Regions from separate parts of the Homo sapiens genome. Here regions 1 and 3 are each linked to region 2. Evidence: read pairs that join two places in POLR2A ChIA-PET (ENCODE). Cell type or tissue: MCF 10A. All regions are shown on one strand.

Region 1 (4,000 bases), 210 kb before region 2:
ATTCTCTCCCTTGTTTGTACCCTTCAAGCCACACCAACCCCCTTAGTGTTCTTCCAGCATGTCTCAGGGCTGTTATATTTAATGTTCCCTCTTCTTAGAATAAAAGTCCCTAATATCTGCATAATTCACTTCTTTGACTTCATTAGGACTTAACTCAAATGTCAACACATCAGAAAGGCCTTCCTTTACCACCCTTTATAAGACAGTACCCACATCCTCCCTTCTTTAATCCCTTATATTGCCTTATTTTCTTTTATAATGTTTGATGCCACTTGGCATGTGACATGTGTATTAATCAGCTGATTGTCTGTCTCCTTCCCCAAGAAGGTAAGCTAAATTAAGAGTAGGATTTTCTGTTTTGCTCAGTGTGATGCCTAGAACATGCCTGGTTCTTAGAGTGTATTTGATAAATACCTGTTGAATGAATGAACGAACAAATGGTGTCTTTTCCCTTTTACTAGACTATCAGGTTCTCAAGAGCAGGATGTCTGCTCTATCTCTGTATTCCCTTAACACATCCAATACCTAGTCCAAATATATCCAGCAATTCTATTTTTTTTTTTTTTTTTGAGACAGAGTCTCGCTCGGTCACCCAGGCTGGAGTGCAGTGGCGCAATCTCTGCTCACTGCAAGCTCTGCCTCCCAGGTTCATGCCATTCTCCTGCCTCAGCCTCCTGAGTAGCTGGGACTACAGGCGCCTGCAACCACACCCGGCTAATTTTTTTTTTTTTTAAGTAGAGACAGGGTTTCACAGTGTTAGCCAGGATGGTCTCAATCCCCTGACCTCGTGATCCGCCTGCCTTGGCCTCCCAAAGTGCTGGGATTACAGGCGTGAGCCATCCTGCCCGGCCTATCCAGCAATTCTTAAGAATGATCTGTTAAATTACTTATGAGAAAATTGAGGTACAAGTCTTTAAGTGACTTGGACAACTGATTTTCCCTTAACAGACGCTCAGTGTCAGGCTTTTAATGGCAAGTCTCTTTTGCTAATTTGACCTATTCGGAAGCTGTGATTTGGCTTCTTCTTGTTCATCTCTGAGTTTACAAGTGCTACTTGCTGAGAAGCTCTCTGGTTGTAAAATACCTACAGAGATCTAAGAAAACACTGACTTTCCTTCGTGGAAAGATTGTTGAAAAGCTATTCCTATTTTGCCGAGCCTTGCCACAATATCCTTACATTTCTCTTTTTGGATATTCACCATATGATGCCTGTGGATAAGCCATATGAGACTCCCTGGTTCCCTTTGGGTTAAAATCAACCAAGTATAGAAATGCACAACTGAGATGGGGCAGAGTAATCTGCAGCAAATAGTGCCCCCTACCCTCCACCCCTATTTGAGATATCCCACTAGATTTCCTTAACGACAAGCTAATGCCAGGGGGAAAAGAGTTGCCTGGAGCTGAGTAAAACCTGAAGAAGAGAAAAAGAATGAGGAAGCTGCAGGGAGAAAAGGTGCCAAAAATCCTTGTGGCCACATGAATTTTTCTAGCAGGCAACTAATCAATCTGGATTAGTGACTCCAAATCCCCAAATACATTATGTATATTACATTCAGTTTACTAATATTATCCACAAATAGGTAATTCCTTCCAAAAAATAATGTACAGGCTTAAAAACAACAAATTCACATTCAAATTTAAAAGCAGAAGTGACCCTATTATTTGTGGCAAGGAAAGCTCATACCCAATTCCTGACCCCAGCTCGCCCCTCTGATCTTTCACCACGCTGGTTTTTAATTGATGGGGAGGTATGAAAAGTGGCCATTAGAAGTGGTCCTTCTAAGGATATCTCTGTCAAAGGGTCCTGTCATACTAGTTCCAGGCTTAGATCACAGGGAAAACAGAGCAATGGCAGATGGAGCTGTAGCCAAACACCAGGTGCACCTTCTACCGCACTGTGATTTGATGACGGCTCCTCATTTGATTTCCTTTTTGAGCCCAATTCAAATACTGCATAAATTGTATTGCTTCATATTTTCATATTTTTAGAATCTAGATCTATGTATATATTTACGCAATTCCAGATACATTCTAAATACACACTTTAAAATGCTTTCCTACTTGGAACGTTACATTCAATAGGCACTTCTGGGTCTCTCCTGGGATAAGAGTCAGAGGCACAAACGAATTTGAGGACCAGCAAGAAATCCCTTTTTTTCTTCTTTCCTGTGTAACTCTTTGTGTGTGAAGGGTTGGAGGTGGGGGGAGTGGGGAGGGGAAGATGTCTGAAACAGACCACCCAGTCAGTCCATTTTAGAACCTGAAAATCAGGGGAATAGGATCTAAAACATTTCCTATTTTGGCTACTAGCCAACTAACCTAAAGTCTGTTCAGCTAGTTATTCTCTGTGTGAAGACAATAAAATACTCATAATGTGTGAGGATAAGACTACTTTAAAATGGCTACAAATCTCCCCCCACACCCCCCATTTTTCAGTTGAAAAGGCGCCTTAAGTACACTGGATCCCGTGGCTTAAGCTCTGCAGCCTCCACTGCGTCATGCACTTGGGGAAGCCCCCAGCCTAGGATGGCACCTCATCTTTCACAGAGAAAGACTCAGGAATTTCCTTTGTCTGGAGGCATTTCTGAGGAGCCTTTGCAAACAATGATGGGTCACACCTGCTAACAATTCTTAAGAAAGCAAAATTCACCTAGTTTCAGAATGAAATTTCAGATGAAACCAAATTCTAGTTCCCTAATCTCTTAAAGAAGAGAGACTAGCTCCATTGCATTGCTGAAAATTCATCAGTCAGAATTTAATTATACAGATCTGGAAACCAGAAGGCATTTAGGTTTTAATGTCTCCCTGAGTTGGGACCTTTACATATTTTAGAATATTGATCATAACTGTTATTGCTGCTATTTTGGTGGTCACTCTACTGTGTCTGTCCCTGCGGGGTTTTTTGAAGGAACACTGCAGAGAAGAACTGTTGCTAGGTAATTGTAAAAGAAAGTCATGCAAATTATGAAATATTGATAAACTGCATTTACAAGTCAATGGTGCTAGAATGCTCCTTCTTTCCCAGTAAAACATAAACTGTAAGGTTGCATTGCCTCCAAATTTTTTTAAATCACCCAACTAAATGACACATTCATCAAAACAGTTCCTAAAACAAGCAGTCCATCCAGCAGTGACCATTTTTGCAGTTTTGAATTATCAATTTTATTTTGCCTTCCCACTATATATAAATATTGCAATATAATATTGTAATATATCTACTATACATGTGAGGAGGTAGTAAAAACAATTTAAAACATTAAACAAGAAGGCCCACAATTTTTAAAGAGAATAATGTCAGATAAAAAAATGTTCATCAAAAAAGAGAAAAAGAAATTTATAGGTTTCTCTTCTCAGCCCCAAATTACAAAGTAAATCCTACACATAAATCTTTTTTTTTTTTTTTTTTTTTTTTTTTGAGACAGAGTCTCGTTCTGTCACCCAGGATGGAGTGCAGTGGTGTGATCTCAGCTCACTGCAACCTCTGCCTTCTGGGTTCATACGATTCTCCTGCCTCAGCCTCCCAAGTGGCTAGGATTACAAGCATCTGCCATCACGCCCGGTTAATTTTTTTTTTTTTTTGGTATTTTTAGTAGAGACCGGGTTTTACCATGTTGGCCAGGCTGGTCTTGAACTCCTGACCTCAAGTGATCCACCCGCCTTGGCCTCCCAAAGTGCTAGGATTACAGGCGTGAGCCACTGTGTCCAGCCCTACACATAAATCTTAAGTCAGGAAGTCAGTTGCACTAAAACTTATTTCGTAAACATTAAAAATTCAATGAGTTAAATAATAATGCATGAAATAGCAACAATTACGGATGAAAAGAAGTACATTCCTTGTTCACCTAGCAACATTTAACAATGATACCTCTTTTAACAATTCAGGATGTGAACGACATAAATGAAGATGGTGAACATGAAAGGTAGATTCAACCAATACTCCACAGGGTAATTTTCAAATTGGCAGGTAGAGCTGGAAATTTTCAAAATCTGGGGCAAGCAT
Region 2 (4,000 bases):
AAAATACAGTAGAAGAGTTACAGTTACAGAAAGGCTTCTGGTAACTTTCTCTCCAACAGGCATAAATTTAAACACACGCACAAAGAAACAGATGTTCCTCAAAGGGCAGACTGGGGGTAAAAAACATTTCCAACCCTCTCCCCTCTTCCCAAGTTGCAAAAGTAAATCCTTGTCCAGAGTTCACAAAGATACTAAGGCACTTGAGAGAGAGCAGGGATGGAGGAGGAGGGAAGAAAGAAAGGATAGTAGAGAGAGCAGTGGAGGAAACGCAGGTGAAGTATGGAAACTAGTTCACTGCAATCATATAAATGACCCATTGTTAGGAAGGATAAACCCCTTATTGGAAATAACCTCTCCAATCATTTATTTTCCAAGTGGTAGGAGGCTGCCTTGAAATGGGATTGTCTCTGCGCAAAGGAGGCTCCTGTCATGCTCTCTGCTATCCATATTCTTCCTGGCACAGAGCCCAGCCTTGCATTTACTGTGTTTTATTTGCAGAAACGTTACCTTGCCAGCTTTAGTGAAATCCTCTTAGATATATAAATTACGTCAATAAGGTTTCACTTATATGTACATCTCAAATAGCTCTCATTTTGGAGGTTACTTAATAGGGAGATCTTATTAATATGATTTAGATTTTAATACCCAAAGCAGTGAAGATAGGACTGGGATTCATAAGCGACAACACCATAACTCTGTAGTTCTTACCAAAACTAACTTTATTAACTGGCATTTTTCAACATTTTTTCTTCTCTGGTTTTTGACCTGCTGGTCACTTCTGTGCAGATTTTTCTTATGTGCATATAATCCTAAATTGAATCATGTTGCTGAAGTGAGTGTCCAAGTGAATTCTTACATCAAATTTCCAAGCCAGATTTGACTGGAAGGCCTAAAGCCTTGGGAAATAGCTCGATGGGAATTTAATCCAAAGAAGGGAAAGAGCCCATATTATTTTCCATTCACTTCCCAACAGAATTGGGTGTCTACGCTGCTCAGAGAGGAGGAGATGGAGATATTTTAGTCAGAGGCTGCCAGTTACTGTCTCCAAGACAAGCTACTGCAGTTGGTTTCCACTGGATTTGTATCAAGCACTTGTCCAAGAGGCCAGACTCCAACTAACAGTTAGCAAGTCAGCGATCTTCCATACACTCTCCACGGGGGTTGTTGTGGTAACAAGGAGAAACGTGAACTTGGCCAGTCTTAACGTCCTATTTCCTACTGACCATATACTTAAAAAGCAGAATTCAAGAATAGCCAAGAAAAAACACTCCCCTAATTTCTTTCAAGTGTGTAAGACAGCTGCTAGTCCACATGTGAAACATTCTCTCCTTTAAAACTGTTGTTTAGAGTTCAAGAAGAGAGGTTTACCTATTAATTTCAAAGTACTTGAAATGCCAAAGCTTCTAAGATAATCAGAGTAAGAAGTTTTGTAATGCTGAATACGCAATATATTACTTCCCAAAGCTCACTACAGTCCCACAATTCAGGCAAGATTTAAGCCACACGTTTCTTAAAGTTGAACTTCACATTCCACAAGTTACCAGCTTCCCTGAGCATAAAAATAATAGCTAATGCAAAGTTAATAACAATACAAAGTTATTTCTCTAGCAGAATGTTTCTTTTTCCAAAAGACAAGGAAGAAGGCACACGATTCATGCAAAACTCCCCCGATCAGCTTTTTTTTTTTTCTTAAACGCGAAAATTCTTTCCTATTGTGCTTGCTAAATCCGGAAGCGCTTGTAGCTTTGACAGCTTGAACCACACCATCCCCTTCAGAGCTGCAGAGAACTTCAGATCTCCTCTGCCCCGCCCCCTCTGGCTATTGAGAACTATTGTACACCCAAGCTTCCTTATGATTGGATAAAGCTTTTGTCAATCTCCCAAGTTGTCCCATTGATTAGAGGATCAAATCGTCAATTATTCTCCGGGTCCAGACATTTCTTTTCGGGTTAGGTTGACTGCTGAGGCCAGACGTCTTTTACAGAACAGAGCACGTACAGGATTTCCCCCCACCCCTTTCTGGAACCGAGCAAGCGCTAGGAGGAAAAAAAAATCTGTCAAGCTCAGCAATTTTTTCAAATCCCGAAAAAAAAAAAAAAGAAAAAGAAAACCCGGTCTCTGATGCACATAGCAAAAACACCATCAACAAAGCTACATCTTTAAAACAAAACCATCACAATAGACATTTACCCAGCAATCACTTAAGTGCATATGCGAGCTAGAGAAATTTTAGTCTTAGCCATTAAACAAAATCATTCTACCATTGTTTATAAAACGCATATCATATAAATGCAAAATAGAAAGTTTAAGATGTACCACGTACCATTGCAATGTAAAAAGAGTACGTGAGAAACTTTAAAATGCTCAGACGAATTGCTTCATTTGTTGTCCCCTTTTTTTTGCATTTAAAAAATATCTAAATAAACTTGGAACCGTTGAAAACCCGGAAGAGATTTTTTAAAAAGCTGTTGGCCAATTGCAGGCTTCTTGGAGAATTTTTTTTTTAACTCCAAATCAGAAGGCTTTTGCAATTGCAAGGCGCGCTCTCTCCCTCTCTCACTGTCTCGCTCTCGCTCGCTCGCTCGCTCGCTCTCACTCTCTCTTTTGAAAGCGATCCAACCCGGGCTGGCTGGTTCTCAGATTCGCTCTGGTTTTGCCTTGCGTGCTTTGGATTGTACGAGACTTTGCAGAAGTTGCAATCGATTCGGCAGTCCCTCTCTCCTCTCCCAACTCCCTTGTTTATTTCCGCAATCGCTGCAATTTGCATAGTAACCACGCACGAGGTACCGGCGGCAGCCTGCGGCGGAGGGGGCAGGGAGGGGGCAGGGAAAAGGCCTTGCCCCCTTCTCCCCTCCTCCAGTCTGTCTCCCCGCCAGTCGTCTCCTCCCCTACGGCGCGTGGCCAATAGGAGCCCCTACATTCGGCGCAAGCTCCGGTCTGGACACCGTTCTGAAGAAAAGCCCCTGTGTTACTAGGCCCGGCTCTCGGAATCGTTCTGTTGGCGCAGTACAAGTTCCCCTGCTTGCGCACCTCGCAGCCGGTACTGGGCAACGTGAGGATAAAGTACCTTTGCCTGCGGTTGTGCGGGTTTTGCACCTTTTAATCAAGTCTGCACACCTGCTCTCTCGGTTTCTTTTTCCAGGGCCTCTCGTGAGTTATTAGGCTAGTTCATGATGGTTAGTGAGAGATTTAACCTTTATTTGCACTAGTGTAGACCAAGAGTTAAAGATCCTCTTTGGTGCATTAAATCAAGAGAGTGCAAAATGTCACAGGGAACTTGCAGTGAAATAAAGCGTCTACCCTAGGTTAGGAAAGAAAAAGACAGTGGCTCTATTCTCTGCAGATGACTGAACATAAAATTGTTAGGTGGGCTCCCTCAAGAATAAAGCTGTTCTTTTAAGGCAGGAGATACGGTGAAATTCTAATTTAATTGCCAAGCATCTAATTTGTCAATATCCTTACAAAACCTGGGTTCCACAAAATTAAAGGAGACCCCTCCCCTTCCTACTCCCCTAAGAGAAGAGCTGTAAGAGTTTTGACATTTAAAAGGGGGGTTTTAAAAGATAATTATTGGAACATTAAGTCCTTCATCTCACTGACTCACCTTATTTCATTAACCCAGACTCTTTAAGACCATGTAGTCTGGATATTTCAATGTCAACAGTTTAAGTGTTTGTTTTAAACAACAAAATAGCCATTGGTGCAGAGCAAGGAAATAAGACTCTGAAGGGAGGGAGTTATCTCTTTAAATGGAAAGCACACAACCAGGCTACTGCGGTTTTCGTTGTTGTTTTTAAAAATGTGATTGCTGGCTGGGCACGGTCGCTCACGCCTGTAATCCCAACACTTTGGGAGGCCGAGGTGGGCGGATCACAAGGTCAGGAGATCGAGACCATCCTGCCCAACATGGTGAAACCCCGTCTCTACCAAAATTACAAAAATTAGCCGGGTGTGGTGGCGCGTGCCTGTAATCCCAGTTACTTGGGAGGCTGAGGCACGA
Region 3 (4,000 bases), 240 kb before region 2:
AGTAATTAGTTATCGATGCCAAAATTCACCATGTTTATTAAATTGTGGAACCTGTATTATTCACTTCTGCAGATACTATGGCAGGCCACAATCATGTGGGTCACAATACTTTGAAGTTTGCTGGCCTAGCACAAAGTATTTTAGAAGTACCAGAAAATTCTTTGTGAAATGTAACAGAATGAATTAGACTGTTCAGGCCATGTCGTGTTAGCACAATGGAGGAACACTTTTAAGACTTTAAAGTCATGTAATGCAATTCTAGGCTGGATTTTTCTTGTTTAAAAAAAAAAAAGAAGTAGAATGGGAGTGGTTGGAAGAGAAAAGGGCCAATATTTGACAACAGAAATCAGCATAACCTTTTAACTGCAGCAGCCATGGGTGACTGCCCTTTGACCTTGGAAGATTATGTGAGATTTCAATGACAACAGCTGGAAGTGAGCATGTGTGAATAGAGAACACAGATCTGAGGCCTGGTATAAAAGACTGCACAATCTCTGCCCAGATCAGAGTGCTGATTAGAAATTGTTTCCTGGTCCTGGCTTAATAGAGTGTGATCATGAAAGTTGGTGTGTGTGTGTGTGTGTGTGTGTGTGTGTGTGTGTGTGTGTGTGTTTAATTCTTCCAGGAAGAAATCATTGGTGGATTTCTTCCATATCCATTCTACTTCTTCAGCCCCTTCAAATCTTCAGGATTTTCATATAAAACAGGCTCCTCTTTCTTCGAATAAAACCTTCGCTCCTTTTTGTAGACAAAATATCTTTAAGTTATAGAGTTCTCTCCTTGAGTTTTAAAATAACCTCTACTGGGGCATTTCACATAGGTTATCATTATTTTTTGTTTAAGGATCTGTCACTCGCAAACAGACAGACACACACAGACACACAGCTTGAATAAGGACTCAGTTAAAGTGGGGATCTTACTTCTCTCATCTTTCTGATTCTACCATTTGTACAATGTATGACATATGGTGGGTACTCAGTATATCTGTGATGAATGAACACAGAAATGAAACATCTATTCTTAATAGTTTTTTCCTTTCATTCTTGAGATGTAATGGAAGATTCCTGCTACTACACAAACATATGTATAATTTCATCTTTTTTTCAACCAGCTTCATATATATTTTACCAATTTTTTAGTGAAGTCTTTAGGTGTAGTTTGCCAAACATAAACACAAGAGAAAGATTAGTAATTACTTCCTTTCCAAGGCAAGGTAACTTAGTCCAGTAGATACAGGCTACCTGGTGAATGTGGTAATTTCCATGCATAAAACCCTCAATGAATTATATTCACTGGGCTGAAGTACATGTACACTGACACAGATGCACTCTCAGATTCCTACACAGGACTCCATACTTGCTGACACTGCTCTGAAACCACCAGAATGATGCCATATGATTACTGAAAGGGCACTGGGTTATGACTCATTTACGTTGTTTTGGTTTTACCATACACTCTATCTTACCTTCTATTACTCTGGATTTTGCTAACTCTTTTAGCTCTGGATTTTGCTAACTACTCTAGTTTCTATATCAAATTAGCTTCGGTAGAAGGTGGCCTTTCCTCTATGCAAATACCTTGAGTCGGGCAAAAACCAACCTGGCTGAACAATAAAGGACAAGGAGAAGAAACTGGCGAAACTGTCTTCCAAATCAGACATGGGTCATCTGCCTCCATCCTTCTATAGCAACTCTAGATGTTATTCCAAACAAGCCACAGGACAGATTGTTTTTTCAGAACAGACCAAATCCATTTGCTGTTTCAAAATTCTATAAACAAAGCATTAAGGAATTCAATTCCCAGAGCAACTATATGGGTGTTGGCTTTAGTTTCATGGGAGCGTCTGCCAAGCTCACATATTTGTAGAACTATTGGTTTAGAGTGTCCTTTGCAGCTCAGAGCAGGAGGGACCATTGCTTGTGATCTCAATTCACTTTAAGGACTGGGTCTTGCTGGTGACAGGTATACATGATAAATGTTCCAGAAGGCTGACCTAATTTCCGTTGAAGTGAGTGTTTTGCTAAGAACATTCCCTCAAAGTGTCAGCTTGCAACCACGGATTCCAACATGCCGGGGTCCATTCTCCTCAGCGACTTATTACCATTGCTTGTAAAACTTCCCTTAAAATGAAGTTAATTTTGACTTATTTATCCACCTTCTCCAGACTTAGTTTTGAACTTAAGTAAGTTATATATCTAATGTAAAATATGTAATTATCAAACATAGTAAGTTTCATAGTTTTTAGTTGTTTGTGATCTGAAAAAAACAAATACTCAGGGCTAAATATGAATCGGGGTGAATTTGCAATGTACTTGTCTTTTCTCTTGTAAAGGGATCTATATGGCAAAATGTTCATTCATCTTTCAAAAATCATATTTCCAAGATATTATTTATTTACAATAAAGTAGGAGGGGCAGTATTACAGAAATTATAATTCCAAAATCCTAAGCCTCAATTTCCACACCTGTAAAATGACACTAATGATTATACTTACTTCATAAGTTTGTCATTAGGAATAATGAAATAGTACACTTAAAATGCTTAGCAAAGAACCTAGAACACAGAATGTGTTCAAAAAATGATAACTGTTATAAATAACAAACATAATCTTTATATCTTAGATCTTCAATCATACAGGGAATTTTTAACAGAAAAAATTAAGAAATAACCACATTCTTTTCACATGGAATGTTAAATAATGCAAGTATTCTTATAAAAGTTGTCTATAAAAATCAAAATGTAGATAATGTAATTTTATTTAAGTGAATTTTTGAGTAAAAAAATTATTTTCTAAAGCTAGTAACAAATTATTAAAAATAAATTCTCTAGAATTTTTTGATTTTTCTACAAAAAGTGAGAAATAACAGTACTTAGTCTCTAAGCTATTTTAAATGTTAGAAATCTAATTCCTAAATATAATCATATTAGTATATATATTTGTGTGTTTATGAAAATAATTGTTTATAATTCCTCAAATATTTTCAAATATAAATCACCATCTCTTCTTTAAATACATATTGAATATCTATAGAGGCCAAGCATTATTCTAGACATAAGGATACAAATTTTGGTCTTATATTTTTGGGATGATGACTACTAATACTCTAGAAATGGACGTTAGGTCAATCTTACTTGCAGGAGATCAAGTTTTATCTACTTTTTCATAAATAATGTACAGAAGTATATAGAGAAAGAATTAAAAATGGCCTCCTTTTTCCAGTTTCACTTTATTTTTTAAAAGACTTTCGTTTGCTGAAAATTCCTGTTGATAACTAAATATGCCATGCTGCCTGCTCTAGGAAACTGAATTTAATTTATTTAATTTAGAAATCTGATTTTATTTTTCAGTATTTTTTTGAAAAAAAGTTATTTAAATTTTTTTAGATGTGAAAGTACTTCAGATGGTATAAAAAGGCATATAAAATAAGCAATTAATATTAACACTAAATGCAGAAATAACTTTTTAAAATAAACTACCCTCTAGTGCAGAGCCTCCACACTTTAGCTCCTTCCGTCAATACAAATGGAGAATCATCAGAAAGCATCATTAAAGAAAGGGTCTTGATTCCTTATAGCTTTAAATCAATGCTGAAAGAATTTGGCCTTTTAGGCAGGAGAATGATCGACACATTTCACTTGACTGACTTTGATCATTGAAGCACTTTATGATCCAGGCCACTTCCTTGATTTTAGGGAACATAACCTTTGACTCACAGAACGTGTTGAGGACATCTCAGACTCGGCTCCAAGTAAGAGCGCTCTTGTTCTTCTCGGAACCACTACAATGTTTCTCATCAGGGTTATCAGCATTCGGAGGGGAATCAGTTCCAGTGTTTAGAACTGCCCTGTCCCCTCAGGATGCTCAGCATCCCTGGCCTGCACCACTGAATGCCAGCAACATCCCCTCCTTGTGAGCACCAAAAATGCCCTCACACATTTTTGAATACCCTTAAGGAGAGCCATATGGTCCCTGGAGGAAAATACCCTCCAGTGTATAAAC

What was found. ChIA-PET counts read pairs that join two places held together with the same protein. Peaks named below come from ENCODE experiments on the same cell type or tissue, not always from the same donor. Only the 100,000 strongest peaks of a DNase experiment are listed, where the experiment ranks them.
Region 1: POLR2A ChIA-PET joins it to region 2 with 21 read pairs; 4 of 35 experiments call an interaction of 5 or more read pairs at or near these places.
Region 3: POLR2A ChIA-PET joins it to region 2 with 10 read pairs; 2 of 35 experiments call an interaction of 5 or more read pairs at or near these places.

Annotation. Positions count from the first base shown.
Region 1 is chr1:61,282,997-61,286,996 of GRCh38, reverse strand. All of the region lies in intron 3 of NFIA (nuclear factor I A), which reads right to left. Among named protein-coding and RNA genes, the nearest start is that of NFIA-AS1, 31 kb to the right of the region's middle. In MCF 10A, no CTCF peak of the experiment used is centred here; no DNase peak of the experiment used is centred here.
Region 2 is chr1:61,075,952-61,079,951 of GRCh38, reverse strand. It overlaps a transcript of NFIA not described here. Among named protein-coding and RNA genes, the nearest start is that of NFIA, 4.6 kb to the left of the region's middle. In MCF 10A, no CTCF peak of the experiment used is centred here; DNase peaks (open chromatin) are centred at 461, 1,861 and 2,741.
Region 3 is chr1:61,316,403-61,320,402 of GRCh38, reverse strand. All of the region lies in intron 3 of NFIA (nuclear factor I A), which reads right to left. Among named protein-coding and RNA genes, the nearest start is that of NFIA-AS1, 65 kb to the right of the region's middle. In MCF 10A, no CTCF peak of the experiment used is centred here; DNase peaks (open chromatin) are centred at 1,392 and 1,902.